Linked DNA regions of Homo sapiens: region 2 is linked to region 1. A link is an interaction called in ENCODE POLR2A ChIA-PET data of the cell type or tissue named here. Cell type or tissue: OCI-LY7. All regions are shown on one strand. Each heading gives the region's core, and the rest is flanking DNA. Links, peaks and the distances in the headings are about the cores only.

Region 1 (8,155 bases), core at 1,188-6,187:
GCCCGCCACCATGCCCAGCTAATTTTTGTATTTTTAGTAGAGACGGGGTTTTACCATATTGGCCAGGCTGGTCTCTAACTCCTGACATCGTGATCCGTCTGCCTTGGCCACCCATAATACTGGGATTGCAGGCATGAGCCACCGCACCCGGCCTTTTTTTTTCTTTCTTTCTTTCTTTTTTTTTTTTTTTAAGACGGAGTTTTGCTATCGTTGCCTGGGCTGGAGTGCAATGGCACGATCTCGGCTCACTGCAACTTCCACCTCTCAGGTACAAGCAATTCTTCCACCTCATCCCCCCAAGTAGCTGGGATTACAGGAATGCACCAGCACGCCTGGCTAATTTTGTATTTTCAGTAGAGACGGGGGTCTCTCCATGTTGGTCAGGCTGGTCTCGAACTCCCGACCTTAGGTGATCTGTCCGCCTCGGCTTCCCAAAGTGCTAGGATTACAGGCGTGAGCCACCGCGCCTGGCCTTTTTCTTTCTTTTTTTTAGACAGGATCTGGCTGTGTTGGCTATGCTGACGTACACAGCTCGCTGCAGCCTCAACCACCCAGGCTCAAATGATCCTTCTGCCTCAGCCTCCTGAGTAGCTGAGACCACAGGTGCATGCCACTACACCTGGCTAATTTTTTAAAAAAATTTTATAGAGGCAGAGTCTCTCTATGTTGCCCAGGCTGGTCTCAAACTACTGGGCTCAAGCAGTCCTCCTGCCTAGGCTTCCCAAAGTATTGGGATTACAGGCATGAGGCACCACACCAGGCATTTCTTTCTTTTTAGAGATGGGGTCTTGCTATGTTACCCAGGCTGGTCTTGAACTCTTGAGCTAAAGAGATTCTCCCTTCTCAGCCTCTCGACGAGCTGGGAATACAAGCACACACCAGTACACCGAGCTTAATACATATTTAACAAAACGATGAATAAAATATTTGTGGAGTACCAATATTGGTCAATTCATGTCTGGGTCCTTGGTAACCCAGGAACAAATTCAACATTATCCCTCTGAGCTTTGTGACCTTGACCAAGTAAGTTAATTCTTTGGGTCTCTCTGAGCCTCAGATATCTCAGCTGTAAAATGGGTATAAGAATATCTTATGGGGGGGCTGGGCGCAGTGGCTCACGCCTGTAACCCAGCAGTTTGGGAGGCCGAGGCGCGCTGATCACTTGAGGTCAGGAGTTTGAGACCAGCCTGGCCAACATAGTGAAACCTGGTCTCTACTAAAAATACAAAAATTAGCTGGGCGTGGTGGTGCTTGCCTGTAATCCCAGCTACTCTGGAGGCTGAGGTAGGAGAATCACTTGAATCTGGGAGGTGGAGGTTGCAGTGAGCTGAGATGGCGCCACTGCACTCCAGCTTGGGCGACAGAGTGAGACTGTGAAAGAAAGAAAGAGAAGGAGAGAGGGAGGGAGGAAGGGAGGAAGGGAGGAAGGAAGGAAGGGAAGAAAGAAAGAAAACGTGCCATTTGTGACAACATGGATGAATCTGGAGGACATTATGCCAAGTGAAATAAGCCAAGCAGAGAAAGACAAATACTGCATGATTTTACTTATATGTGGAATCTAAAAAGTCAAACTCATAGAAACAGTAAAATAGCAATTAGCAGGGGCTGGTGGGGTGGGGAAAATGTGGAGATGTTCTGTCAAAGGGTGCATACTTTTTGTTACAAGATGTACAAGATTTGGAGACCTAAGGCTGGGCACAGTGGCTCACTCCTATAATCCCAGCAATTTGGGAGGCTGAGGCAGGTAAATCACTTGAGGCTAGAAGTTCAAGACTAGCCTGGGCAACATGGTTAAGCCCTGTCTCTACTAAATATACACAAATTAGCCTGGTGTGGTGGCGCATGCCTATAATCCCAGCTACTCAGTAGGTTGAGGTAGGAGAATTGCTTGAACGTCAGAGGCAGAGGTTGCAGTGAGTGAGATTGCGCCACTGCACTCCAGCCTGGACGACAGAGCGAGACTGTCTCAAAACAAACAGGTCGGGTGCGGTGGCTCGTGTCTGTAATCCCAGCACTTTGGGAGGCCGAGGCAGGCGGATGATGAGGTCAGGAGATCGAGACCATCCTGGCCAACATGGTGAAACCCCGTCTCTACTAAAAATACAAAAATTAGCTGGGCATGGTGGTGAGCACCTGTAATTCTAGCTACTGGGGAGGCTAAGGCTGGAGAATCTCTTGAACCAGGAGGCGGAGGTTGTAGTGAGCCGAGATCGCAACACTGCACTTCAGGCTGGGCAAGAGTGAGACTGAAAAAAAAAAAAAACGCCGGGCATGATGGCTCACACCTGTAATCTCAGTACTTTAGAAGGCTGAAGCGGGCAGATCACCTGAGGTCAGGAGTTCAAGAACAGCCTGGCCAACATAGTGAAAGTCCCAGCTACTTGGGAGGTTGGAGGCAAGAGAATCATTTGAACCCGGGTGGCAGAGGTTGCAGTGATCCAAGATCGCACCACCGCCCTCCAGCCTGGCAACAGAGCGGGACTCCGTCTCAAAAAGACAAAACAAAACAAAAACAAAGATCTGGAGACCTGGTGTACAGCATCGTTCTATATTAATACTGTATTGGTGTATTGGATACTGTACTTGAAATTTGCTAAGAGAATAGATCTTAATTGTTCTCCCCACACACAAACAAAATGGTAATAATGTGAGGAGATGGATATGCTAATTACTTTGATTGTACTAATAATTTCGAAATGTAGACTTTTTTTTTTTTTTTTGAGACAGAGTTTCATTCTTGTTGCTCAGGCTGGAGTGCAACGGTGCAATCTCGGCTCACTGCAACCTCCGCCTCCTGGGTTCAAGCGATTCTCCTGTCTCAGCCTCCTGAGTAGCTGGGATTACAGGCATGCGCCACCACGTTTGGCTAATTTTGTATTTTTAGTAGAGACGGTGTTTCCCCATGTTGGCCAGGCTGGTCTCCAACTCACGACCTCAGGAGATCCACCCATCTCAGCCTCCCAAAGTGCTGGGATTACAGGCGTAAGCCACTGCGTCCGGCCTTCGAAATGTAGACTTTTAAGAAAATATCTTACTACACATCTTAAGTATATACAATTTTTCTTTGTCAATCATACCGCAATAAAGCCGAGGGAGAAAAGATTCAATTTGTGAGCAATTACGGGACCATTCTAATTTTCTGAAAAGAAAAACAGTATCTCATGGGGTTGTTTCTTATCACTAGATTCCAGGATATGTGTACAGCACTTAGAGCCTACAAGTAGGAAATACGATGTCAATGTTAGCCTTTATTGGTTTTTTTTATTTTTTTATTTTTTTTTTCCTCTCTCAAATCATGGGAGCCTTTGTTATTATTTTTGCCCTTGGGGAGCCCATGGTCTGGTAGGGCCCAACCACATTGTAGGGGCTGTTGGGTTGTTTGCGTTTGTCCTGCCCCTCACTTCCTCCTGGTTTTATTTCCTTTGGGGACACCACTCTCCCACTCTAAACCCCCAAGGTTTGGGTGGCTGACTCCGCCCCCTGGCAGGCCTACCCAATCAGTGTATTCTACCCACCAGGCTGCTGTGATTGGGTCAGTGCAGGCCACCTGACCCAAGTTGGTCCAATGAGACTCCGTGTAAGTCCATTTGGGCCACCACACCCACCCGGGCCTGCAAGGGGAGGAAGCTGACTTAAGAAGGAACTCAACGCAGAGGAAAGCAAAATGGAGACATGGAGGGAGACGCCAAGTTCCAGTGACATTAAGCCCCTGAATCCCACCATGGCTGAACTTGCATTACTGAAGCCCTCCTGAGTTGAATTTCTGCCTCTTGCAAATGAAAGAGGCCTGATGAATACCCACATAGTTCAATTTCAATATACGAAGGTAGGCACTGAGATTTCAATATCAGAAGAAGGGCACTTGGTCAAATCTGGGGACTCAGAGACTTCCTGGAGGGGGTGACGTTGGGGCCAGGAAGGGCAGTCCAGGCACAGGGAACTGCATGAGTAAAGGCAAAGAGGTTTGAAAATGATGGTTGCAGCCGGGCGAGGTGGCTCACGCCTGTAATCGCAGCACTTTGGGAGGCCAAGGCGGGCGGATCACTTGAGGTCGGGAGTTCGAGACCAGCCTGGCCAACATGGCGAAATCTCGTCTCTACTGAAGATACAAAAATTAACCGGGCATGGTAGCAGGTGCCTGTAATCACAGCTACTTGGGAGGCAGGAGAATCGCTTGAACCCAGGAGCAACAGAGTGATTGGCTAGCCAATACATTGATTGGCTAGGCCTGCTAGGGGGGCGGAGTCAGCCCACCCGAACCTTGGGGATTTAGAGTGGGAGAGGGGTGTCCCTAAAGGAAATAAAACCGGGAGGAAGTGAGGGGCAGGACAGGCGAAAACAACCTGTTTTTTTTTTTTTTTTTGTAGCCCCTACCAAAAAAAAAAAAAAAAAGACACTGATGGATGCTCATGACTATGCCTTCCGTGGGTGGCTTCAGTCTCTCCTACCGCAGGCAAATGCAGGAGACACATGGGAATCAATAGGCTGGGAATTAGAGGGGAAAGGTGCTTTTTCTCTGCTAGTCCATTTTGAAAAATCTCATCTCAATTTTTTGATTTGCCCAGTTGGATTACGTGCTCATTTCTGTGACCAAGGTAGCAGGGGCCTGTTATTAGAAGAAGGTGAAGAGTGAGAGCAGGAGGCATCCAACAGTCGAGTTAGGGGTTGATACGCACAGTATATGGCCTGTGCTGGGGAAAGTCCCTAGCCTAACAGTACTGGAGTACCTCGTATAGGAGTCCTGAGACCTGGTTTTAAGATCTCGCGTTTTCTTTTTCTTTCCTTTTTTTTTTTTTTTTTTTTTTTTTTTTTTGAGACGGTGTCTCGCTCTGTCGCCCAGGCTGGAGTGCACTGGCGCGATCTCGGCTCACTGCAAGCTCCGCCTCCCAGGTTCACGCCATTCTCCTGCCTCAGCCTCCTCAGTAGCTGGGACTACAGGCGCCCGCCACCACGCCCGGCTAATTTTTTGGATTAGAAAACGCGAGGTCTTGGCCGGGCGCGGTGGCTCACGCCTGTAATCCCGGCACTTTGGCAGGCTGAGGCGGGCGGATCACGAGGTCAGGAGTTCGAGGCCAGCTAACCAACATGGTGAAACCTCGTCTCTACTGAAAATACAAAAATTAGCTGGGCTTGGTGGCGTGCATCTGTAATCCCAGCTACTCAGGAGGCTGAGGCAGGATAATCGCTTGAACCTGGGAGGCAGAAGTTGCAGTGAGCCGAGATCACACCATTGCACTCCAGCCTGGGCGACAGAATGAGACTCTGTCTCAAAAAAAAAAAAAAAAAAAAAAAGACCTGGCATTTTCTGCTACTGTTTGGGTGACTGAATCAGTTGAGGGTTCGGGGTCCAGACGACCCAACAGAAACCATACTGCACTGTCTTCTGCAGTGCAGTGATGCTGGTTGTCGGAACACTGAAGACCCTAGGACAGTTTGAAATGCTAGTTATTTCAAATAGAGAAAATTTAATACAGGGGATGGAAGAGCTGAGAGTCTGCACAGGACACAGTGAGGCAAACCAAAACTTATCAAGTAGGAAAATAAGGGGAAAAGGCTGGGCATGATGGCTCACACTTGTAATCCCAGAACTTTGGGAGGCCAAGGTGGGCAGATCACTTGAGGTCAGGAATTCGAAACCAGCCTGGCCAACATGGTGAATCCGTGTCTCACTTATTTATTTATTTGTCTTTTTTTTTCTTCCTTTTTGTGGAGAACGGGGTCTCGCTATATTGCCCAAGCAGGCCTTGAACTCCTGGGCTCAAGCTATCTCCCACCTCTGCCTCCCTGAGAGCTGGGATTACAGGCGTGAGCTACCGCACCTGGCAAGTGAATCCCCATCTCTACCAGAAAATACAAAAATTGGCTGGGCGTGGTGGTGTGTGCCTTTAGTCCCAGCTACTTGGGAGGCTGAGGTACAAGAATCACTTGAACCTGGGAAGTGGAGGTTTCAGTGAGCCGAGATCGCAGCACTGCACTCCATCCTGGGCGACAGAGCACAACTCTGTCTCAAACAAGACAAAACTATATCAGGAAGTGAAGAGGATTCCTCCATCCTGTCACTAAGATGCTGGCAGCCATGTGTATCATGCAGAGGTATACTTGCAGGAGGAGAGAAAAAAGGCCAGCCAGGGAGAAGCAGATAGATGGAGAAGTTGTCCTAAGCCTTCCCTGAGGATGGCTCCATTCCTGCCTTTCTAATAATTTGCTTTTATGGGGTGCTTCGTTCTCCTGCTGGATGTCTCTCACCTGGATGTCTGCAAGGGCCTCTGAGGGGTCTTCCTGCCCCCACCTCATTCACAACTAAATAGCCAGCATGGGTGTTATGGGACATGAATCAGATCATGTCATTCCTATGCTCTAAACCCTCCCTGTGTCACAGAGTCAAATCCAAAGTTCTTACCATGGCTGACAGGGTCCTATATGATCTGACTACCCTTCTTCTTTAACCCACAACCTCTTTTTTTTTTTTTTTTTTTTTTGAGATGGAGATTCGTTCTTGGAAACTCCCTGGCTGGAGTGCAATGGCGCAATCTCAGCTCACTGTAACCTCCTCCTCCCAGGTTCAAGCAATTCTCTTATCTCAGCCTCCCAAGTAGCTGGGATTACAGGTGCCTGCCATCATGTCTGGTCTAATTTTTGTATTTTTAGTAGAGACGGAGTTTCACCATGTTGGCTAGGCTGGTCTCGAACTCCTGACCTCAGGCGATATGCCTGTCTCGGCCTCCCAAAGTGCTGGGATTTCAGGCATAAGCGACCGCGCCAGGACTGTTTATCTTGAGGCAGAGTCTTGCTCTGGCACCCAGGCTGGAGTGCAGTGGCATGATATTGGCTCACTGTAACCTCCACCTCCTGGGTTCAAGCAATTCTCCTGCCTCAGCCTCCCTAGTGGCTGGGATTACAGGCGTTCACCACTCGATCCAGCTAATTTTTTGTATTTTTAGTAGAGATGGGGTTTTGCCATGTTGGCCAGCCTGGTGTTGAACTCCTGACCTCAAGTGATCTGCCTGCCTCGGCCTCTCAAAGTGCTGGGATTACAGGTGTGAGCCACTGTCCCCGGCCTGCAACCTCTCTGACCTCCTCCTCTTCCTCACTCTGTTTCACCCACACCGTCCTCCTGGCTGTTCCTTGAACACCCCAGGTATATTCTCTGCTCCAGCTGGTCCTGCCACCTTCTATGCTAGTTCCTGCAAACATCCACTCAGTTACTCCCTCTCCTCCAAGTCTTTTTTTTTTTCTTTTTTTTTTGGAGACGGAGTCTTGCTCTGTCGCCCAGGCTGGAGTGCAGTGGCGAGATCTCGGTTCACTGCAAGCTCCGCCTCCTGGGTTCACGCCATTCTCCTGCCTCAGCCTCCCGAGTAGCTGGGACTACAGGCGCCCACTACCACAGCCAGCTAATTTTTTGTATTTTTAGTAGAGACAGGGTTTCACTGTGTTAGCCAGGATGGTCTCAATCTCCTGACCTCATGATCCGCCCGCCTCGGCTTCCCAAAGTGCTGGGATTACAGGCGTGATCCACCACGCCCAGCCCCACCTGGCCCATTTTTGTATTTTTTTAGTAGAGATGGGATTTCACCATATTGGCCAAGGTGGTCTTGAACTCCTGACCTCAGGTGATCTGCCTGCCTCGGCCTCCCAAAGTGCTGGGATTACAGATGTGAGCCACCACACCCAGCCTGGAACTGGGATCCTAACCCAGGTTTATTTGACTGCAAAGCACTTAACCCAGCAAGGCAGGAGAGCAGGATGGTTAAGAGCACAGAATTGGGCTGGGCGCAGTGGCTAAACGCCTGTAATCCCAGCACTTTGGGAGGCCGAGGCGGGCGGATCACTCGAGGTCGGGAGTTCAAGACCAGCCTGACCAACACGGAGAAACCCCGTCTTACTAAAAATACAAAAGTAGCCAGGCGTGGTGGCACATGCCTGTAATCCCAGCTACTCTGGAGGCTGAGGCAGGAGAATCGCCTGAACTCGGGAGGTAGAGGTTGCGGTGAGCCAAGATCGTGCCATTGCACTCCAGCGTGGGCAACAAGAGTGAAACTCCGTCTAAAAAAATAAAAAGAGCACAGAATCTAGCCAGGCACAGTGACTCCCACTTGTAATCCCAGCAATTCAGGAGGCTTGGACAGGAGGATTGCTTGAGCCCAGGATCTCGAGG
Region 2 (5,000 bases), core at 1-5,000, 350 kb before region 1:
ACTCTTAAGTAACCAATGTGTCAAAGAATAAATCACAAGGGAAATTAGAAAATGCAATGAGGTGTATAAAAATACCACAGACTCTGGCTGGGCGCAGTGGCTCATGCCTGTAATCCCAGCACTCTGTGAGGCTGAGGCGGGTGGATCACCTGAGGGCAGGAGTTCGAGACCAGCCTGGCCAACATGATGAAACCCCATCTCTACTAAAAATACAAATATTACCCAGGTAGCCAGGCACAGCGGCTCACACCTGTAATCCCAGCACTTTGGGAGGCCGAGGCAGGCAGATCATGAGGTCAGGAGATCGAGACCATCCTAACACGATGAAACCCCAGCTCTACTAAAAATACAAAAAAAAAAATTAGCCTGGTGTGGTGGCACATGCCTGTAGTTCCAGCTACTAAGGAGGCTGAGGCAGAAGAATCACTTGAGCCTGGGAGGCAGAGGATGCAGTGAGCTGAGATCGCACCACCGCACTCCAGCCTAGGCGACAGAGCGAGACTCTGTCACAAAAAAAAAAAAAAAAAAAAAAAATTACCCTAGTGTGGTGGTGCACGTCTGTAATCCCAGCTACTTGGGAGGCTGAGGCAGGAGAATTGTTTGAACCCAGGAGGCGGAGGTTGCAGTGAGCCAAGACTGTGCCACTGCACTCCAACCTGGGTGACAGAGCAAGGCTCTGTCTCAAAAAAAAAATACACAGACTCTCATTTATGAAATTTGTGGGATAAACTACAAATTTATGAAATATAGTTCTCAAGGAAATTTATAACTGTAAAGGCCTACATTACAAAAGAAAGAAGATCTCAAATCAATAAGCGAATCTTCCACCTTAAGAAACTAGAAAAGAGGCCGGGCGCGGTGGTTCACGCCTGTAATCCCAGCACTTTGGGAGGCCAAGGCGGATGAATCACCTGAGGTCAGGCGTTCGAGGCCAGCCTGGCCAACATGGCGAAACCCCGTCTCTATTAAAATTACAAAAATTAGCCAGGCGTGGTAGCATGCGCCTGTAATCCCAGCTACTCGGGAGGCTGAGGTAGGAGAATTGCTTGAACCTGGGAGGCGGAGGTTGCAGAGAGCCAAGATTGCACCATTGCACTCCAGCCTCGGTGACAAGAGCTAAACTCCATCTCAAAAAAAAAGAAAGAAACTAGAAAACGAAAAGCAAACTAGACCTAAAGCTAACTAACAGAACCAAGGAAAAAATAAGGATTAAAGTGGAGATAAACAAAATGGAGACTAAGAGAACAACAGAGAGAATCAATAAAACCAAAAGTTGGTTCTTTGAAGAGATCGACAAAATTGATAAACTGTTAGACTGACCAAGAAAAAAGAGACAAGACTCAAATAACCGAAGTCAGGGATGACACTGGGGACTTTACTAACAACCTTACAAAAGTAAAATGGATTATACAAGAATACCATGAACAATTCTATGCAAGAAATTAGATAAAAGGTAAAATGAACAAATTCCTAGAAAGACCAAACTACTAAAATTGACTCAAGAAACAGGAAATCTGAATAGACCTATAACAACTAAAGAGACTGAATTAGTAACCAAAAAAACTTCCAACAAAGAAAAGCCCAGGGCCAGACTGCTTCACTGGTGAATTTTACCAAACTTTAAAACAATTAACACCAATCCTTCTCAAATTCTTCCCAGAAAAAGGAGAAGAGAGAATACTTTCTAACTCATTTTGTGGGGCCACTATTACCCTAATACTAAAGCCAAAGAAAGATATCACAAGAAAACCACAGATCAACATCCTTTATGAATACAGATGCAAAAATTCTCAACAAAATACTTGCAAACCAAATCCAATAGCACGTTAAAAGGAACATACACTATGACCATGTGAAATTTACTCCAGGAATGCAAGGTAGTTCAATACACAAATATATAAATAAAATGAAAGAAAAAATCGGGGCTGGGCGCAGTGGCTCACGCCTGTAATCCCAGTACCTTGGGAGGCAGAGGTGGGTGGATCATGAGGCCAGGAGTTAGAGACCAGCCTGACCAACATGGCAAAACCCTGTCTCTACTAAAATACAAAAATTACTTGGGCATGGTGGTGCACACCTGTGATCCCAGCTACTTGGGAAGCTGAGGCACAAGAACTGCTTGAACCTGGGAGACAGCCTGGGAGACAGAAGTTGCAGTGAGCCAAGACTGCACCACTGCATTCCAGCCTGGGCAACAGAGTGACACTCTATCTCAAAAACAAACAAACAAAAACCCATATGATCAAATCAATCAATGCAGAAAAAAAAAATTTGACAAAATCCAATACCTTTTCATGAAAAAAACACTAAATAAACTAGGAATAGAGGGAACTTCCTCAACCTCTATAAAAAACCCACAGCTAGCATGATATTTGATGATGAAAGACTGAACGCTTTCCCCCTACAGGAACAAAATAAGGACATACACTTTTTTTTTTTTTGAGAGGGAGTCTTGCTGTTGCCCAACCTGTAGTGCAGTGGCATGATCTCGGTTCACTACAACCTCCAGCTCCTGAGGACTGAGTTCAAGTGATTCTCAGTCCTCAGCCTACCTAGTAGCTGGGATTACAGGCATGCACCACCACCACTACACTCAGCTAATTTTTCTATTTTTAGTAGAGACGGGGTTTCACCATGTTGTCCAGGCTGGTCTCGAACTCCTGGCCTTAAGTAATCTGCCTTGGCCTCAAAAAGTGCTGGGATTACAGGTGTGAGACACCGAGCCAAGACACACACTTTTGTCACATTTATTCAACATGTATTGGAAGTTTTACTCAAAGCATTTAAGCAAGAAAAAGAAATACAGGGCATCTAAGTGGGAATGGAAGAGGTAAAACTATCTCTATTTGCAGATGACATGATCTTATACATACAAAACCATAAAAAAAAAATCCCCAAAACCTGTTACAGGTAATAAGTTTGGCAAAGTTGCAGGATATAAGATCAATATAAACTAGCAACCCAAAAATAAATGTTTAAAAAAATTTCATTTAAATTACCATCAAAAAGAATAAAATACTTAGGGATAAATTTAACCAAAGAAGTGAAAGATTTATATACAGAAAGCTACAAAACATTGTTGAAGTAAGTTAAAGATCCAAATAAAAGGAAAGACATCCTGTGTTCATGGGTTGGAAGAGAATAGCATTAAGATGGCAATGTTCTCCAAACTGACCTACAGATTCAAATACAATCCCTATCAAAATTACAACTACTGTTTTTGCAGAAATGAACAAGCTAATTCTAAAATCAACATATAATTGCAAGGGATGCTGAATAGCCAAAACAATCCTGAAAAAGAACAAAGACTCCCACTTCCTGATTTCAAAACTTACTACAAAGCTATAGTAATCAAAACAAAGTAGTACTGGCATAAGGGTAACATATAGATCAAGGGAATAGAATTGAGAGTCCGAAAATAAACCTATATATCTACGATCAGTTGTTTTCTTTTTTTTCTTTGATCAACTGGTTTTTAACAGGGGTACCAAAACCATTAAATGGGGAAAGAGGAGTCTTCAACAAATGGTGCTAGAATAACCTATATCCGTATGCAGAAGAATAAGAGTGGAGCCCTATCTCATAGTATATACAAAAATTAACTCAAAATTATTCAGACTTAAACATAAGCATTAAAACTATAATACTGTGAGAAGAAAACATAGAAGAAAATCTTCATGACATTAGATTTGTCAGTATCTTAGACATGATACTAAAAGCACAAGCAACAAAAGAAAAATAAATTGGACTTCATAAAAATTTTAAACTTTTGTATATCAAAAGACACTAACAAGAAAGTGAAAAGACCAAACACAGAACAGGAGAAAATATTTGTAAATTATATATCTGATAAGGGTCTAGTATCCACAATATATAAATAATTTTTACAAGTGAACATCAAAAAGATAAACAACTTAGTTAAAAAACAGGTAAAGGATCGGAATAGACGTTTCTCCAAAGAACATATGCAAATGGCCAATAAGCACATGAAAAGATACTCAACATCATTAGTCATTAGAGAAGTGCATATCAAAACCACAATGAGACACCCCTTCATACCCACTAGGAAGGATGTAATAATTAAAAATGGAAAATAACAAGGGTGGGCAAGATTGTGGAGAAATTGGAACCCTCATACATTGCAGGTTGAAACAAAATGGTGCAGCCACTGTGGCATTTCCTTAAGAAGTTAAACACAAAATTATCATGACTCAGCAATTCCGTTCGTAGGCATCAAATGAAAACAGGTATTCAACCCCGGGCGCGGTGGCTCACGCCTGTAATCCCAGCACTTTGGGAGGCCGAGGTGGGCGGATCACGAGGTCAGGAGATCGAGACCACCCTGGCTAACACAGTGAAACCCCATCTCTACTAAAAATACAAAAAAATAGCTGGGCGTGGTGGCGGGCGCCTGTAGTCCCACCTACTCGGAAGGCTGAGGCAGGAGAATGGCATGAACCCGGGAGGCGGAGCTTGCAGTGAGCCGAGATTGCACCACTGCACTCCAGCCTGGGTGACAGAGCGAGACTCTGTCTCAAAAAAAAAAAAAAAAAAAAAAAAAGAAAACAGGTGTTCAAACAAAAGCTGTACAGAAATGTAAAGAGCCGCTATTCATAACAGCCAAAAGGTGGAAACGACTCAAATGCCCATCAGCTGATGAATGGATAAGCAAAATGTGATCTAACCATACAGTGAAATATTCTTCAGCCATGAAAAACAATGAAGCACTGATACCTATTGCTACATGGATAAAACCTGAAAACATCAAGCTAAGTAAAAGAAGCCAATCAAAAAAGGCCACATTTATATGAGTCCAGTTATGCAAACTGTTCAGAATAGGCAAACTCATAGAGACAGAAACCGGTGAGAGGTTACCAGAGGCTGGGGGAAGGGAGGACTGGGGAATGACTGCTTAATGGGTACAGTTTCCTTTTCTATGTAATGAAAATACTCTGAAATTAGATAGCAGTAATGGTTGCACAATGTTGTCAATATTCTCA

The links. ChIA-PET counts read pairs that join two places held together with the same protein. Peaks named below come from ENCODE experiments on the same cell type or tissue, not always from the same donor. Only the 100,000 strongest peaks of a DNase experiment are listed, where the experiment ranks them.
Region 2: POLR2A ChIA-PET joins it to region 1 with 35 read pairs; 3 of 35 experiments call an interaction of 5 or more read pairs at or near these places.

The regions. Positions count from the first base shown.
Region 1 is chr12:121,660,496-121,668,650 of GRCh38, forward strand. All of the region lies in intron 1 of MORN3 (MORN repeat containing 3), which reads right to left. It overlaps LOC105370034 (a long non-coding RNA gene), which reads left to right and starts at 3,629. Exons shown (of 3, transcript XR_001749356.2): 1 at 3,629-3,826. RefSeq lists enhancers at 3,459-3,998, 3,712-3,981 and a silencer at 3,492-3,541. In OCI-LY7, for the core only: no CTCF peak of the experiment used is centred there; a DNase peak (open chromatin) is centred at 3,566; H3K4me3 peaks cover 1,571 bases; H3K27ac peaks cover 1,806 bases.
Region 2 is chr12:121,312,197-121,317,196 of GRCh38, forward strand. The region is part of intron 15 of ANAPC5 (anaphase promoting complex subunit 5); the gene reads right to left. Among named protein-coding and RNA genes, the nearest start is that of CAMKK2, 18 kb to the left of the region's middle. In OCI-LY7, for the core only: no CTCF peak of the experiment used is centred there; no DNase peak of the experiment used is centred there.